Linked DNA regions of Homo sapiens: region 1 is linked to region 2. The links are chromatin contacts, found by POLR2A ChIA-PET in ENCODE. All regions are on one chromosome and are shown on one strand. The core of a region is the stretch at or near the end of the contact, and the rest is flanking DNA. Distances in the headings are between cores, read along the strand shown. Region 1 has its middle 18 kb from the start of MIR8083. Region 2 holds the start of S100A6 (S100 calcium binding protein A6).

Region 1 (5,709 bases), core at 2,487-4,986, 170 kb after region 2:
AAAAAAATAAAAAATAAAAATAAAATGTAAAAAAATCTGATGAACATCATTCCAATGTGAATTATAAATTGTTTGATGTTAGGTATTTATTTATTTATTTATTTTATTTTTTATTTTTATTTATTTATTTGTTTTTTTTGAGATGGAGTTTCACTCGTTGCCCAGGCTAGAGTGCAATGGCGCGATGTCGGCTCACCACAACCTCCACCTCCCGTGTTCAAGCGATTCTCCTGCCTCGGCCTCCTGAGTAGCTGGGATTACAGGCATGCGCCACCACGCCCAGCTAATTTTGTACTTTTAGTAGAGACGTGGTTTCTCCATGTTGGTCAGGCTGGTCTGGCTGGTCTCAAACTCCTGACCTCAAGTGATCCACCCGCCTTGGCCTCCCAAAGTGCTGGGATTACAGGTGTGAGCCACCACGCCTGGCCTATGTTAGGTATTTAATATAAATGCCTTTCATATTTATAGAAAAGCCATTCCAGCTCCCCACCTCTTCCAATGGTCCTAGAGAGGTAGGGGGCAAGACTCAACTCAGGAGGTGGGGCTCAGAAATAGGACCAAGTTGACGACTAGCTAAAACAGGGACTGAAGAGAAGCAGCTTTCCATGACATGCCCAACAGTGTGCCCTGTCAGTTCACCATTGCCATGGCAACACTGGGATGTTTCCGCCCCTTTCCATTGCAACAACCTGATGACCTGGAAATTACCAACCTTTTCCTAGAAATTTCTGCATAGCCCGCTTCTTAATTTGCATGTAATTAAAAGTGAGTTATAGGCTGGGCGAGTTGGCTCACGCCTGTAATCCCGGCACTTTGGGAGGCCGAGACGGGCGGATCACTTGAGGTCAGGAGTTCCAGACCAGCCTGGCCAACATGGTAAAACCCCATCTCTACGAAAAATATAAAAATTACCCAGGAGTGGTGCTGCACGCCTGTAATCCCAGCTACTCCAGAGGCTGAGTCAGGAGAATCGCTTGAACCCAGGAGGCAGTGAGCTGAGATCTCATCACTGCACTCCAGCCTAGGTGACAGAGCAAGACTCCATCTCAAAAAACAAAAACAACAACAACAACAAAAAAAGTGAGTTATAAATATGACTGCAGGCTGGGCGTGGTGGCTGACGCCTGTAATCCCAGCACTTTGGGAGGCCAAGGTGGGTGGATCATGAGGTCAGGAGATCGAGACCATCCTGACTAACATGGTGAAGCCCCGTCTCTACTAAAAATACAAAAAATTAGCCAGGCATGGTGGCGGGTGGCTATAGTCCCAGCTACTCGTGAGGCTGAGGCAGGAGAATGGCATGAACCCGGGAGGCGGAGCTTGCAGTGAGCTGAGATCGCGCCACTGCACTCCAGCCTGGAGAGACAGCGAGACTCTGTCTCGAAAAAATAAAATAAAATAAAATAAAAATGACTGCAAATGGCCTTTGAGCTGCTACTCTGGGTACACTGCCGATGGGGTAGCTGTGCTCCCCAGGGAGCAGCACCTGTGCTGCTGCTGTACCCTGCTGCTTCAATTAAAAGTTGCAGTTTAACACCGCTGGCTCACTATTGAATTCTTTCCTGGGGGAGACCAAGAACCCTCCCAGGCTAAGTGGGGCCCACCTGCCCTGCATAGCACTGGCTTTTTTTTTTTTTTTTTTTTTTTTTTTTTGAGACAGGGTTTCCTTCTGTCACTCAGGTGGGAGTGCAGTGGCTGGAGTGCAGGGATGACTTCTTGGCTCACTGCAACCTCCACTTCCTGGGCTCAAGTGATCCTCCCACCTCAGCCTCCCAAGTAGTTGAAACTACAGGCCCACACCACCACACCTGGCTAATTTTTGTGTTTTTTGTAGAGATAGGGTTTTGCCATGTTGGCCAGGCTGGTCTCCAACTACTGGGCTCAAGCGATTTGCTCACCTTGACCATCCAAAGTCCTGGGATTACAGGCATGAGCCACTGAGCCAGGCCCAGCATTGTCTTTTCTAAGTAGGCAGAGGTCCGCTGTCTCTTCTAACAACAGTGCCCACCCCCTCCTACCCCTCCATTTGGAGTCTCAGCAGTACAACATCACTACAGATGCTCTTTGACTTATGGGGGATGGAGTTACATCCCAATATGTCCGTCCTAAATTGAAAGTATTATAAATTGAAAATATATTTAATACAACTAGCAAGTATCTATAATAATTAAAAATTAAATATTAGCCAGGCACAGTTGCTCACACCTGTAATCACAGCACTTTGGGAGGCTGAGGTGGGCAGATCACATGAGGTCGGGAATTCAAGACCAGCCTGACCAACATGGAGAAACCCCGTCTCTACTAAAAATACAAAATTAGCTAGGCGTGGTAGTGCATGCCTGTAATCCCAGCTACTCGGGAGGCTGAGGCAGGAGAATCACTTGAACCGGGGAGGCAGAGGTTGCGGTGAGCTGAGATCGTGCCATTGCACTCCAGCCTGGGCAACAAGAGTGAAACTCCATCTCAAAAAAAAAAAAAGAAAAAGAAAAATAGTAAGTCAAAGACCATCTGTAGTTTCTTGAGACACTTCTCCAAGATCTTGGCTAGGCATGTGGTTCAAACCTGTAATCCCAGCACTTTGGGAAGCCAAGGCAGGAGGATTCCTTGAAGCCAATAGTTCAAGATCAGCCTGGGAAATATAGAGACTCTATCAAAAAAAAAAAAAAAAAAAGAGACAGAAAGAGGAAGGAAGGGAGGAAGGAAGGAAAGAAGGGAGGAAGGGAGGAAGGAAAGGGGAGGAAGGGAGGGCGGGAGGGAGGGAGGCAAAAGAAAAGAGAAAGAAAGAAAAAGAAAAAGAAGAAAGAAAGAGAAAGAAAGAGAAAGGGAGGGAGGGAAAGAAAAGAAAAGGAAGGAAGGAAAGAAGGAAGGAAGGAAGAAAAAGAAAGAAGGAAAGAAAAAGAAAGAAAGAAAAGAAAGAAAGAGAAAGAAAGAAAGAAAGAAAGAAAGAAAGAAAGAAAGAAAGAAAGAAAGAAAGAAAGAAAGAAAGAAAGAGAGAGAGAAAGAAATCTCCGGGCTCTGACTCCAAACTCTGTCACTCTGGATGAGTGCCTGTGGGTTTGCCCTAGTCTTTCCCTGTCCCTTTGACAACCTGCCTCCTTATCTGGGGCAGAATCTTCCAGGTGCAGCCCGAGGAGTGCAGACAGAAGGCAATTGTCACCTCCATACCTATTATGGAACTTGTGGCCACACATACACTCCTCCCTCTACCCCCACAGAATTTCTCACATTGCTCCTGTTAATCCAAGTCTCTTCCACCTGGTTCTCTGTTAAATTTTAAAGTTAAAAAATAGCTATTTTGCTAAAGATTTCATACAGGATTTGGGGGAAAGGAGGGATATGTCACCTAGAGACCAGTTTTTGTTTTTGTTTTGTTTTATTTAAAAACTCCAGTGGACAGTTTTGCTGTCTCCTCAAAGTCCCTCTGCAGCTGGCCCAAGCCAGGGTGGATCCAGGTTTTGTGGGACTTGGAGTTTACACAGTTTGGTGGGTCCCCTTTAAAAAAAAGAATACAGGCCAGGTGCAGTGGCTCATGCCTGCAATCCCAGCACTTTGTGAGGCCGAGGCAGGCGGATCACGAGGTCAGGAGATTGAGACCATCCTGACCATCATGGTGAAACCCCGTCTCTACTAAAAATACATAAATTATCTGGGTGTGGTGATGTGTGCCTGTGACCCTAGCTACTCGGGAGGCTGAGACACGAGAATCGCTTGAACACAGGAGATCGCGTCACTGCATTCCAGCCTGGTGACAGAGCAAGAGTCTATCTCAAAAAAAAAAAAAATGGTTACGAAATAAATATTTAATTAGAAAGTGAAAAGAAATTACAAATTTCAAAAACCTGACAGAAATCCAAACATCTCACAATCTAGAAGGATATCTTTATTAGTAACTACCCATCTCACTTCTATAATATTAACTACTACTTTTCTCTTTTTTCCTTTTTAAAAAAATTTTTTAAAGTTTTTTTATTTTCTTTTTTTTTTTTTTTTTTTGAGACGGAGTCTCGCTCTGTCGCCCAGGCTGGAGTGCAGTGGCGTGATCTCAGCTCACTGCAAGCTCCGCCTCCCGGGTTCACGCCATTCTCCTGACTCCACCTCCCGAGTAGCTGGGACTACAGGCGCCTGCCACCACGCCCGGCTAATTTTTTTGTATTTTTAGTAGAGACGGGATTTCACCGTGTTAAGCAGGATGGTCTCGATCTCCTGACCTCGTGATCCGCCTGTCTCGGCCTCCCAAAATGCTGGATTACAGGCGTGAGCCACCGCGCCCGGCCTAAAGTTTTTTTATTTTCTGTCAGACACTCTACAGCTCAAACTCCTACTTTTCGCACTGCGTACTCTGATTGTTATTTCATATAACAATGATTTTGTAATACTTCTTTCTTTTTCAGACACGATCTTGCTGTGTCACCCAGGCTGGAGTCCAGTGGCATAATCATAGCTCGCTGCAGCCTCAATCACTCAGGCTCAAGCAATCTTCCCACCTCAGCCTCCTGAGTAGCTGGGACTGCAGGCACACACTCTGTCTAATTTTTAGAATTTTTTTTTTTTTTTTTTTTTTTTTTTTTTTGAGACGGAGTCTCACTCTGTCACCCGGGTTGGAGTGCGGTGGCGCGCTCTCGGTTCACTGCAACCTCTATCTCCCGGATTCAAGCGATTCTTCTGCCTCAGCCTCCAGAGTAGCTGGGATTACAGGCGCCCACCACCACGCCCAGCTAATTTTTTTGTATTTTTAGTAGAGATGGGGTTTTTTCATGTTGCCCAGGCTGGTCTCAAACTCCTGGGCTCAAGTGATCTGCCCGCCTCAGCCTCCCAAAGTTCTGGGATTACAGGCATAAGCCACTGTGCCCAGCCCATGATATCATTTTTTTATGGAGGAAAAAGAAAGATAGTTCAATCTTTTCTCTAGCAAAATCAAATGAAGTTTGTTTATTGATTGATTGATTGATTGATTGATTTTTATTTATTTATTTATTTTGAGACGGAGTCTTGCTCTATTGCCCAGGCTGGAGTGCAGTGACGCGATCTCGGCTCACTGCAAGCTCAGCCTCCCGGGTTCATGCCATTCTTCTGTCTCAGCCTCCCTAGTAGCAGGGACTACAGGCGCCCACCACCACACCCAGCTAATTTTTTTGTATTTTTAGTAGAGACAGGGTTTCACTGTGTTAGCCAGGATGGTCTCCATCTCCTGACCTCGTGATCCGCCTACGTTGGCCTCCCAAAGTGCTGGGATTACAGGTGTGAGCCACCGTGCCTGGCCCAAAAGAAGTTTATTTTTATTTATTTTATTTCTTTTTCTTTTGAGACAGGTCTCACTCTGTCACCCAGGCTGAAGTGCAGTGGCATGATTACAGCACACTACAGCCTTGAACTTCTGGGCTCAAGAGGTCCTCCTGCCTCAGACTCCCAAGTAGCTGGGACTACAGGCATGTACCACCACGCCTGGCTAATTTTTTAATTTTTTTGTAGAGGCACTGTCTCATTATTTTGCCCAGGCTGGTCTTGAACTCCTGGCCTCAATCAATCCTCCTGCCTTGGCTTCCCAAAGTGCTGGGATTACAGGCGTGAGCCACTGTGCCTAGCCCATTTATATATTTTTAATCTTTCACTATTATAAATGCTATGTCTAATCCCATACCTATACCTAATGTGTTATCTCATATCTATGTTTCATTCAATATATCTGTAAGATAAACTCCTAGAAATGGG
Region 2 (5,837 bases), core at 2,921-5,420:
ACACCTTAATCCCAGCACTTTGGGAGGCCAAGTGGGGAGGATCACTTGAGGTCAGGAATTCAAGCCCAGCTTGAGCAAAACAGCAAGACCTCATCTCTACAAAAAATAAATTAGCCAGACATGTTGGTGTACACCTGTAGTCCTAGATACTCGGGAGGCTGAGGTGAGAGGATCACTTGAGCCCAGGAGTTGGAGGCTGCAGTGAGCTATGATAGTGTCACTGCACTCTATCCTGGGCAACAGAGAGAGACAGTCTCTAAAAAATTAAAATAAAATAATACATACTACACACAAATCTTCTAAGATGACAAGAGGCAATGGCTATGATAGGTGCCTCACAAAAATGAAGCTGCTATAAAAATGTGGTCCTATACAAAGGTGGTGGCATTATTCTTGACAATTTCCTTTTTGCTTGGCAAAAAACAGAGAGCTACTTCCTGTGACTCAGTCCTAAACCCCCTAACTGGGGCCTGCCCCAGTTTACAGAGATGGTCTGTGGTGCTGCTGTTGCAGCTTCACCAATGTTAGGGTGATTAGATTGTAGGATTAATGTCAGTAATGGGAGGACCTCAACTGAAGGAAGTGGAGAGACTAGAGCCACTCCCACTGCTCAACCTTCAGAGAAGCAAAGTGACCTCTCATGAAGCCCTCAGCTCACATCCTAACTTTTCCCCATCCTGTAAGCCCACACCATACTCAACAGTGAGCTGAAAGGATTCAATTCCAACTTTAAATTGGTCGGAGCAATAAAACGTCCAGTCTATGCACCTCTCCACACCCAATTCCACCATTTGACTGCTGCACCTACCATATTCCATTGTAAATGCTGCTTCCCTCCCCTATCCTGCGAGAAAAAAAAAAAAAACCTAAAAAATTATACCCCTAAAGATTTGCTGTTTGTTTTGTTTTTTGTTTTATTCTTGAAATTCATGTTCCCTTTCCCCTCCACCACTGTGGAGAAGCAGAAACGAAAGGACACGCCTGTTTACTGAGCAGATGGACTGTGCACCTGTGTTGATTCTCCTGCACCGGTGGCCTGCCCACCCACCAGAGCTCCCCAGGAACGCCCGGCAGACGGCCTTGCCTGAGCATCCCCTCCCCGCAGCAGCGGGCTTCCTGTCACTGAAACTCCTCTTCCCTCTCCTCAGGGAGCATTGATTTGTACGAAGGTCTTCTAGCCCTGCAGGTTGGGGAGGGGAGGCGCAGGGTTCCGATTCCATTTGTCTTTACAAAGGGACCGCCTTTCCCTCATGGACTTGCTTATTGTAGGTGTGTCAATTGTGAAGCTGAGTTGCTTAATTCTAGGGCTGATTGCCGGGAGCTAAAGGATCCCCCTACCCTGACATTCCCGGGGCGCCCTATTCTGTCTTCCTCTTCCTAAGGACTCCCCTGACTGCCAGGCCACAGCCCCACGGCGGGCCCCTGCCAGAGGCTCAAGAAAACCAACCCGACTGTCCCCGCAGCGCCCTGCTCTCTGTCCACAGGAGGGCGCTCGCTCCGAACCCCAAGTTGTCAGCCACTGGAAGGCAGGCGGAGAGGGACTGGAAGAAAGGGGGAGGAAAGGGGTGTAGGGCGGGAACCTAGAGGGGCGCGGGAGGGGTTAGGGAGCGCGTACTTTTCCAGAGGGAGCTGAATAGAGCCAAGGCTTGGGCACGGCTGTGCAGAGAGGGAATTCGGCCCCCGGTCTCTTGCAACCAACAGCGCGACTTCTCCCTGCAGGGCAGGGGAGGCAATAGAGAAGGAGGGCCTCCAAGAAGGTGCATCTCCCAGCTGTTTACCAATCCCCACCCAGTGGGGACAGAAGACAACTTAATTCCACAAAGTTGGACCCCCAAGGGAAGTGGGGAGGTGAGAGGGAAAGAAGGATGTGGTCTCCATCTAAAGTCAAGATCTCTTCCCCAGAAGCTAGAGGTAAACTTGCCCAGCTCGGACTAGGCCTAGAGAGGCTGAATGATGTGGCATCACCCGGAAACAGCGTTTACCCTCCTTATCCTCTTCCCTTCTGCCTGAAAACACTAATCCAGATGATGGACAATGATTCAATTAGTCATCTTCTCTGATGGGGGCTGAGATCCAGGCTGGGATCCCGTGGAAGTGCCGGGTGAGTCATTACGCTGAGGCTGCAGGGATACCCCGCCCCATTACTGAACACCCCGTGGTTCACGTGTTGGTGCAGCTGCCAGCTCCTCAGACCACCGTTCCAACAAAAAGCCCTCACCCTGAATGCAGGGACACACTCCAAGAGTGTGCCTCCCCCACTCCACCTGGGACCTGGGCAGCCGCAGTAGACTCAGTCACACAGCGTCCTCACTGGTGTAGGAAACTCCCTGAGCCAAGCCTCAGGCATCTCAGATGTGCCCTATCTAACCCCTGCGCTGTGATGAGAAAGGGGACTTGCCCCACCCCAGGGCCCCTCTTGCCACACCCAGAGCAAAACACATCTGGGAGCCTCTGGGACTATCTCTGCCTCACTTCCAGGCCCCCAAACCCCATCACATCCCGGCCCAGGGACCATTTCCATCTCCAAGCTCATCCCAGGACTCTCTCTACTGGAAACCACTTGAGCCTTTCCTTAGGATGGCGTTGCCAAGAGGGGCATCTCTCCTCATTCACATAAAGGCACCTTATGTGCTAGAGGCAGCCTTGTCAGGGTGGGTCCTCTGGCCTGGCGAGTCAATGAGTCATTTTCAGAGGTTGACCGTGAGCAAATCTTCCAATGGCTGGTGTCCCACTAAGCCAAGGAGGAACAGAAATCATTCGGAAGCCAGGACGCAAGGGTAAATTTGACCAAAAAAAATTTATTGTACAATTACCCACCACTGGATTTGACTCAGAGAGGACCCCCAGAGGGTGTCTCCATCTTCCCTATTTATTTTCAGCCCTTGAGGGCTTCATTGTAGATCAAAGCCAAGGCCCCCAGGAAGGTGACATACTCCTGGAAGTTCACCTCCTGGTCCTTGTTCCGGTCCAAGTCTTCCATCAGCCTTGCAATTTCAGCATCCTGCAGCTTCTAATGTGTTAGAATGTGAAATCCATACTCAGTGGTGATGACAACCCTGGATTCTTCCCCTTCCCCCTCCCAGGCAATCCTCTCTGCAAGTGGCTCTGTGCTCCCTCATCACCAAGGACCCATGTCACTTTGGCATTGCTTCTCCTCAGCTACTTCTCAGTTACTGGTCCTCATTTGGAGAGATGGATATCCGGCTGGAAGCATCCCCTACCCGCTGGGAGAGTGGGTCTACAGCTCAGGGTCTACATGTGGACCAGGGCCTCAGAATGTGGGTAAATGTGAGTCAGATGCACCTGGCACCTCTCTCTCCCCTAATCCTGCTTCCAAAGGACAAGGGTGGGAAAAGGGGTCCTGGGGAGGAGGCCACTCACCGAGCCAATGGTGAGCTCCTTCTGGATCAGCTCCTTCAGCTCCTTCTTGCTCAGGGTGTGCTTGTCACCCTCCCTGCCGGAGTACTTGTGGAAGATGGCCACGAGGAGGCCAATGGCCTGATCCAGGGGGCATGCCATGGCTGAGGGCTGGGCTTGGAGCTGGCAGCAGAGGGCCTAGTCAGTGCCATGGGAGCAAGGACTTCTCACCCACACACCCCAATAATGCTGCCTGCACTAGCCCCGCCTCCTTTGGAACCACCCAGTCTCAGGCCACACACAATGGCATCAGGAGACAGCCCAGGGCTTGAAGGGGAAGGAGAGAGCACACTAGGGCCAAGGCAAGAGAGGTGGCTTAAGGATTCTAAGAAGCATATAGGAACAGTAGCTTTGGGCACAGCTGAGAACTGTCCTTCAGGGGATCCAGAAGTTGAGGAGTATGGCTGGGCAGGGGAGGGGAATGGAGGCTGCAAAGGCAGCTTAAACACAGCTTCACAGGGCCACACATGGTGGCAATGACACACCCAGGGCACTCCCTTCCGCACCCCAAAAGAGCACACCCCATTGCGATCCCTTAGCCCAAGGCCTGCCTGGCACAGCACTGCTGCTCCTGACTATCCCTCCAGCGGGGGAGCGCCACAGATGGCCCCAGTCTGGATCCAGCGGCTGAACTGGGCAGGGGATGGCTGGACCCCCAGCGTGAGGGCAGCTGGCCCTGGAAAGTACCCAGGGCTCCTGGAGAGAACTCACCGGTAGGGAGGCGGCCAAATGCGACGCGAGCGGTCGAGGGGATGGGCTGTGTCGCAGTCCGACTGGCCTTATAGCGGTCGGTGCCCCGGAGGCCAGCTCGGCCAAGCCCACCCCGCCCGCCCAAGTCCCGCCCGCGCCCCACCCTGCGCCGTGGCTTACACAACGCACATTCGCGGTTTACCCCCTCGACTTTCCACGCCTCCTGCCCGGGGCTGTTCCGGGTTAGGACGGGATGGGGGAGCCCAGCAGTGCCCACTGCACGCCTGGTGACGAGTCTCCCCTCATCTGCGCAGCTCAGTTTGCTCAGTTTGCTCTTCGTGACACGTGACTCGGCAAGGGGAGCAGGAGGAGGACTGCGGCGGTCACCCCTGCTTCCTCTGCCAGACCGTGAATGTGACCCTCGAGCCAGCGCAGCGTCAATGTGGGCAAGGAGGGCGCCTCACAGGATGCCGGTGTCCCACAGAGGATACTCAGGGTCACCCCAGAGGAGATAGGGGGAGTAGCCAGTGGTGTAAAGGATATCTACGGCGCCCATCCCCCACCAGCAACAAGTTCCTACCAACACCTCCACTCCTTCCCCTCAGTGCCCCAAATTCCATTCACTACAGCACCTTTGGTGTTAATGTGCATGCACGTGGGAGCCCAGCCCTGTAAGCACCATTCGTTATTTACGGGGGAGTGAAGGCCTTTTCAGACCCTCCCCTGAGAAAAGATTTTGATGGAGGAGGCAGGGAGAGAAGAAAGCACTGTCCCCCATAGATGATGAGAGTGGTGCTATTGAAGGGGAAATGGTGAAGAGGGAGGGGGCTGGTGTGGAGGCCAGACATGCCCTTCCTACAGGTGCTGCCAAGGTGGCCTCCGGTGAGCTGTGGACAAGTCAGGCCTGCCTGCCTATCACCGCCCTCAGGAGCCACTCCCAACCCCTCCCAGTGTCCTCCTCTCAAAGCAACTTTCCCTCTTAACTTCCTCTGCATCCTTGCAGAGTTCCCGCCTGGCCTAACTTCCCCATTTTCCAGGCAGGCAAAACTAAGCCATGACAAAACCAATGACGTCCACACCAAAGAAGGAGAGGAATGCAGTGGGAGCCCAGGACCCTAACCCCCAGAGGCAGAAGCTGTCTCAACCCACTCAAGGAGAGACCCTTCCTGTGCTCCCCTCTCCCCAGGCCAAGGTAGACAAGACAGCTTCAAAACCAGACTCCCAGCACCTGCGATGGAAACTTTATTTCCTCCCATGGAAGGGTCCATCTGGGAGGGAGAGGAGGGCAGGGGGCCAAAGAGGGTCTGTGAGAGGAGCAGCCGAGGTCAGCAGCAAAGGGTGGAGGGTGAGGGTGGAGGGCAGCCCTGGTCACTTGTTGTCCTCTAGAAAGAAGTCGTTGTAGGCCATGCACAGCATGGTCAGGAACACCGAGTACTCCTTGAAGTCGATCTCCTGGTCGCTGTTCTTGTCCAGGCTCTTCATCAAGTCATCGATGCTGCTCTCCTTCATCTTTTGTGGACCCAGGTGGAGAGACAGCTCAGACCCCGCTCCCAGCCCTGCCCTCGCACCACTGCATGGTGTCATCCCCACCCCGAAACTTCAGGGTGAGCCCCAGCTGAGTCAATGACACTGTCAGCATCTCGACCCCCAGAGTCTGCCCACTGCCCACACCTAGGGAAGGGCCTGGCATGAGGTAGGGGGTCAGGGACCTGACTCCTGAATGGAAATAA

Evidence for each region. ChIA-PET counts read pairs that join two places held with the same protein, here RNA polymerase II (POLR2A).
Region 1: POLR2A ChIA-PET joins it to region 2 with 14 read pairs in PC-9. The contact joins the enhancer-like site here to the promoter of S100A6 in region 2. POLR2A ChIA-PET finds 5 or more read pairs at or near these places in 4 of 52 experiments (MCF 10A, OCI-LY7, PC-9 and 1 more).

What each region holds. Positions count from the first base shown.
Region 1 is chr1:153,705,035-153,710,743 of GRCh38, forward strand. It overlaps the pseudogene GEMIN2P1. Among named protein-coding and RNA genes, the nearest start is that of MIR8083, 18 kb to the left of the region's middle. Within about 2 kb of position 3,737, at least 4 of the 41 ENCODE cell types and tissues checked have a DNase peak (open chromatin) inside an H3K27ac peak, as active enhancers do; they include PC-9, where a contact is called at or near this core.
Region 2 is chr1:153,531,821-153,537,657 of GRCh38, forward strand. It overlaps S100A6 (S100 calcium binding protein A6), which reads right to left and starts at 4,171. Exons shown (of 3, transcript NM_014624.4): 1 at 4,129-4,171; 2 at 3,382-3,540; 3 at 2,779-3,010. The coding sequence starts at 3,519. The coding sequence ends at 2,876. S100A5 (S100 calcium binding protein A5) reads right to left here. Exons shown (of 3, transcript NM_001394232.1): 3 at 5,327-5,616. The coding sequence ends at 5,476. It overlaps LOC124904423 (a long non-coding RNA gene), which reads left to right and starts at 1,622. Exons shown (of 2, transcript XR_007066630.1): 1 at 1,622-2,101; 2 at 3,084-5,837. RefSeq lists a cis regulatory region at 409-736 and enhancers at 1,913-2,207, 4,161-4,796.